Linked DNA regions of Mus musculus: region 2 is linked to region 1. A link is a loop called in an ENCODE intact Hi-C map of the cell type or tissue named here. Cell type or tissue: gastrocnemius. All regions are shown on one strand. Links, peaks and the distances in the headings refer to the core of each region. The heading gives the core; the rest is flanking DNA.

Evidence for each region. Peaks named below come from ENCODE experiments on the same cell type or tissue, not always from the same donor. Only the 100,000 strongest peaks of a DNase experiment are listed, where the experiment ranks them.
Region 2: a loop joins it to region 1, with 2.2 times the contacts of the local background. A loop is called at or near these places in 3 of 42 quality-filtered maps.

The regions. Positions count from the first base shown.
Region 1 is chr9:62,846,363-62,849,275 of GRCm38, reverse strand. It overlaps Cln6 (ceroid-lipofuscinosis, neuronal 6), which reads right to left. Exons shown (of 7, transcript NM_001033175.3): 4 at 2,122-2,310; 5 at 1,636-1,691; 6 at 45-167. It also overlaps the pseudogene Gm10653. Among named protein-coding and RNA genes, the nearest start is that of Cln6, 9.0 kb to the right of the region's middle. In gastrocnemius, for the core only: a CTCF peak has its summit at 1,425 (motif pointing left); DNase peaks (open chromatin) are centred at 436 and 1,389; H3K4me3 peaks cover 467 bases; H3K27ac peaks cover 549 bases.
Region 2 is chr9:62,903,220-62,906,132 of GRCm38, reverse strand. The region is part of intron 7 of Pias1 (protein inhibitor of activated STAT 1); the gene reads left to right. Among named protein-coding and RNA genes, the nearest start is that of Calml4, 47 kb to the right of the region's middle. In gastrocnemius, for the core only: a CTCF peak has its summit at 1,724 (motif pointing right); no DNase peak of the experiment used is centred there.

The DNA.
Region 1 (2,913 bases), core at 219-2,718:
GTGCTTGTGCCCTTTGTCCACCCCATGTGCCAATGTCCACTCACCAGTAGTACAGACCACTGGGCACCACCAGGAGCAGGGCAGGTCCTGGCATGTGGCTCTCAGCCTTGCAGGTGGTGAAACAGCCACTGAAGTACATGAAGAGGATGAGGAAGAAGGGGATGTACCTGTGACAGAGAGGCAACAGCTTCACACGCCTGGCCAGGGGCTGTCCCCACCACCTTCCCACTGGTCCTAGTGTGTCACCGTGTTGGCATGTCATGCACACTGCTCTACTTCCAGCCTTTTCTGCCCTAAGAGTCAAGGTGGGAGGAACAGAAACTAAAAGGTAACTCTCATGCAAAGGCTCCTGTGTTAAAACTGAGGGGAAGGAGTGGGCGCCATGGTAACCACCTCCTGCCTGCCTTCCCTCTCTGGGCTTGGTGCCCGCCCTGTCCTTCATTCCACATGGAGATGAGGGGATGAGAGGCTCTGTCCCATCCATGTCCCTCAAATACCAGCAAGTCCAGTGCCACACTAGCCTGGCTACTGGGCTACCCAGCAGGGCTGAGGTCTGAGAGAACACAGTGCTGGGGGAGCCAAGGAGAGCTGTGAAGGCCCTCACTCACCCTCAGCCCACAGTCTCTATCCCATCCGAGAGTATGGCTTCTCCCCCTCCACACGGAGGGCTCCCTTTCTATTCCAACACACACACACACACACACACACACACACACACGTGCGCAAGCACACAGGCACACACAGGCACACTTGCTCATCACTCCTGCTCACATGCAACCGTTTTCTGTCCAGTGACACCCCGACCCTCAATCCCCAGTCCACCCCCCCAACCTCTCCTGAGTTCTCAGCTTGTTCCTCCTCTCCCTACTTCCAAAGGGAGGAGTCATCTATCTGTCAAGGTCAGGAAGAGCTGGCAAGAGAGGCCTTTCTGAACCAAGAGGATGAAGACCTATAACCTCAGACAGACCCAGAGACACCAGTGCTGGGCATGTGTGGAGGGAAGCGCCTCGCAGTGCTAGCCCATCACCTCCTAGCTAACAACTGCTCTCACCTCTTTCCTCTGGCTTTAGTTCATCTTGTGTAGGATGAAGGAAGAGGAAACCCTTTACTTGAGCCCTGTGTCTCTGACTCTGACCTCTCATGCCTGAGATTTTCCTGAGAGCAGCAGTAGTGGCGATGGTAGAGAGATTCCCCTGGGAGAATGTTCTAAGATGGGGAATACAATCTGTGGCACCCAGACCTGGCCCTGCTGGATCTTCTCAGCTTTCTACGCCCACAACTGTCTCCTGCACCAGACCCACAACTCTCTGTGTGTTTGTTTATCAGGACTAGGCTCCACCCTCCCCAACCCCAGGCTCATGAGGACGAGCATCTGCTTGCTGCCCTCTAGTGGCCGCTGTGGGAACTTCATGTAGGAAGGAGGCTCTAGGAGGCCCCCTTAAGGCCAAAGGAAAGTAGCTGGGTCTTCCTAGCATGCTGACCAGGGGTCCCACTCATAAAACCTTCACTGAGCAGAGAATACCATCCCAGATGTTCCACTCAATAGCTGGAGACCTGGGATCCAGGGAGCCTTGTCCAGTATCTCTTGGTGCCTGGACCCTGGATGGAACCTAGAGCAGTCAGCCGGTCACTCACCACATGCAGTGGCCCAGGTACTCGTCATAGTAGTACAACAGCTCAAAGGAGTCGATCTGAGAAGGCACAGGGGTGGCAGAGTGAGGGGGGCTGGGACCCACCCCTGCCCCCCTCTCTACCCTCCACCCACACACACCATTCTCATTCCCTCCCTAGGGTACCAGATGGGCCATGAGGAGCCAGTCACTGGGTCTTGCTATATAAACCAGGCCGGTCTTGAACTTGTAGCAATCCCCTTAGTCTCCTGAGTGCTGGGGTTATAGACGTGCACCCCACAGCCAGTCAGACACCGTGTCCCTTTGCAATTAGGAGCATACTAGTTTGGGTGACAGTAGACAACAGTGCCTTCCCTCACTTAGGTGCATGCTTGTAATTTGGAGGTAGACAGGAGAATCAGGAGTTCAAGGTCACCCTTGCCGACTTATACAATCTATGGTCAGCCTGGGCTACAGGAGTCATGAGGACTGGCAGGGGAGGCAGCCTCACCAGAGTCTCCGGCTTGAGGTTCTTGATAATGGGGTTCTCTCTGACGGACAGGTGGTGCTGGTACCCACTGAAGAGCAGGCGATGGTTGACTGAGTCTCCCACCAGGTGGATGCTGGCTCCCATGATGAAAGTGATGATGCTGACATAGACTATAGACCGCGGCAGCGTTCGGGGGGACCGCTCAATAAGCTGAGGTGAAGAATGAGGGCCATGGCATGCCCCTGCCTCAATTACGATGTGTGATAACCCTTCCCTCAGAAAAAAAAACGGGATAGAAAGTCCCTCTGGAAGTTGTGAGTTCCTTAGCAGGGCAGCCTAGCTACTGATCATGGTGGAGTGTAAACCCAGCAGGGTCTGACGAACTCACACTTCCTCTCCAGGAACATGAGGTGGAAGAGTTAGAGGCGGGATCAGAGCTTCAAGGTAGGCGTCCTGACCAGGCCTGGCCCTTCCACTACCTCAGTGTGTCCTATGTGTGCCTTAGGTGGGCTAGCATGATGCACAGATCTGAGTTTTGAGTGGCAGGCCCTAGCAAACAGAAAATGTCAGGGTGTATGAAATGAGCGTGGAAGTTCTAAAAACCACAGAAACTGAATCTTGAGGCCACTGTAATCTCCTACTGTTAGAGATTTGAAATGTCTTTCATTTTAAATTTTTTGTAAAAATTTACTTATTTTATGTATATGAGTACACCATAGCTGTCTTCAGACACACTAGAAGAGGGCATCAGATCCCATTACAGATGGTTATGAGCCACCATGTGGTTGCTGGGAATTGAACTCAGGATCTCTG
Region 2 (2,913 bases), core at 291-2,790, 57 kb before region 1:
TAACAGTGGCTTTCCCCCGCAGCCCTTGGGAGTAAAGATAACTGATACGTTATGGGATACATTGAAACCCTCAGTCTGGAGTAGCTGAGCTGCTCTCACTTGATGCAGAGCCTGCACTGGCTCACATGTAAAAAATATATTTTCATAAGAGTAGGATTTGGTCTGTTACATATAGCAAAGGAGATTTCTGTCTGTCTGCTTGTTGTAATAGAAATCCACAAATGTAATTTAAAAAAACCTTATCTCCAAGAGAGAGGGAGCATGCAAATTATTTTAAGTAAGAATTGCTAGCATTGATTAAATATAATATTAGGTAGTTTAGGGGCTGGTGAGATGGCTCAGCAGTTAAGAGCACCGACTGCTCTTCCAAAGGGTCTGAGTTCAAATCCCAGCAACCACATGGTGGCTCACAACCATCCGTAATGAGATCTGATGCCTTCTTCTGGAGTGTCTGAAGACAGCTACAGTGTACTTACAAATAATAAATGAATAAATAAAAATTAAATAAAAGAGAAAGATTGTTATCAAAAAAAATATTAGGTAGTTTAATACATTCTTCATTGGGTTAAACTCATTTAATCCAGTGCTGTGAGATAACTGTTGTTCTCATTTACCAAGTTATGAAAAAAGTTACTAAAGTGACTTGACAAGTCAGAATTCTGACTTCGTGACTCGGGGAACTGTTCTCTTACTGCCTACTCAGTGTGACCTCCTCTGTGACCGCGGAGTTTGGATTTCAAGGCCGATATTATGCTGTTGCTGCATTAAGCACAAGTTTGCCCAAAGCTCAGACAGTTACTATTCCCATTACTGTGTAGGCGGTGCCCGCTGGGCCAGTTGGTAAAGGAGTGCAGGGTGGATGGTGTCTCACTCAGGATTCTCTAGAGCGAGTGAGAACCAGGAGGGTAAAAATGGAAAGACTGCGAGGGAAAAACAATAGAGGAACTGCCTTACTTGATTTTGGAGGCCGAGAAGTTCCACAGTGCCATCTGCAAGCTGGGGAAGCAGGAAAGCATGGCTGAGCACAAGTCTGAAGGCTCAGAGAAACCAGTGATGATGGCTGAGAGCCCTGGGGTGCTGAGGTGAATACTAAAACCCAGAGGCTACGTTCCAGGATGTTTTCTGTTGTGTCCTCCCCACTTGCCAGCTCCCTTACATGTTGAGGACTGCTCTTCTGTCCCTAGTTCATGAACTCACACGCCAGTCTTCCCAGACTTCTCAGTCTTCTCCTCAGAGACACGACTACTTGTTCTTACTGGGGAGTAGGGAGTTGGGTTTTGTTATTGTTAATTGGGATTTTGTTTTGTCTTGTGACGGGGGTCTTATACTGTAGCCCAGGCTATCCTGGAATTTACTATAGACCAGGGTGTTCTGGTCTTACAGCAATCCTCCTGGGTTTACAAAGTCACTTTGCCCTGCTAATTAAGTTAATGTTCTTTCAAATTATTTTATAATGAAGGATTAGCTAAGGTTGGATAAATAACTTCCTAATTTACATTTGTTGATATTATAGTGTCTTGATGACTTTCTTTTCCAAACTAAAGTCCAGAGGTTTTATGGCTTTGGGGATATGAAAGTTAACCTAAGAATAAGAAATACATACAGACTTTGAAAACTTCAGATTTCCAGTCTACAAAATAATGTCTTAATCTGGCATCAGAATCTGTGTGGATTTATTTATTTACAATGTTTGTTTACATGTATTCCTGTACACCAGAAGAGGGCACCAGATCTCATAGATGATTGTGAGCTACCATGTGATTGTGGGTCCTGGAAGAGCAGCTGGTGTGCTTAACCACTGAGCCATCTCTCCAGCCCCTATGTGGAGCTTTTTAAACCACCCATTCATGTCCCTCTTCCCCAGTCTAATGTGATCAGTTACAAAATAGAATGTTCCAGATGTAACTCAGATGTGCTTCTATGTTGAGATTCCCTAATGTGAGACAACCATTATGTCCAAAACTTGGGCCATCTAAAAATTCCAAACCACACGGTGTGATCACGTATTTCATAAAGGCTGTCTTCTTAGTTCTGCAAGTGGCAGTCAGCACAGACATCTGCCTATCAGTTTGTGCTTCCCATGTTAGCATTGTGGTCATAATTATTGTGCAACATCTCTGAAACTGTGCTTGGTTATACTTACAACCACTCTACCTCAGGCCCCTGTTTCTAAGATTTTTAGAATATTTTTTCTGGATATTTCCTGACTCAGTGTTTATGTTGGTTCCTGTCATCAGAGGTAGCTGCTGCTGCAGGTTTACACATGTCTTAGTCAGGGATCTATTGCTGTGGAGAGACACCATGACTGAGGCGACTCTTACTGGGGACTTACTTACAGTTTCAGAGGCTTACTCCATTATCATCATGGCAGGGAGCATGTAGGGCACATGCTGGAGCATTACCTGAGAGCTAAATCCTGATCTATAGGCAGAGAGGGAGAAAGCGAGAGACTGGGCCTTGGCTTGGGTTTTTGAAACCTCAAAGCCCACCCCCAGTGACACACCTCCTCCAACAAGGCCACACCTCCAAATCCTTCTCAAATAGTGCCAGTCCCAGGCAAGGGAGCATTCTTACTCAAATTGCCATACATGGGAAATATAAAGAATCTTTTATAGTAAACTGGAGGACAATAAAAGAATAGCCATGGAAAGTAAAAATATTAGTACCTCCTTTGAAGATTATAGAAAGTTGGAGTGAGTGTCTGGTGTGACTTCTGGATTTACTGTAAATAACATTAGCGGAAGAGGCAGACTGACTTGCTAAAGACCACAAAGTGAGTTTACAGGCAAATGATGAGATTCAGTTACATGCTAAAGAAATACTTGGACTTTTTCTTTTATAATTTGAAAGTAGAGTTAGTATGGTTATAATAAATGTTTTGTTCATTTTCTATCTATGCAAACTTATTTTTTA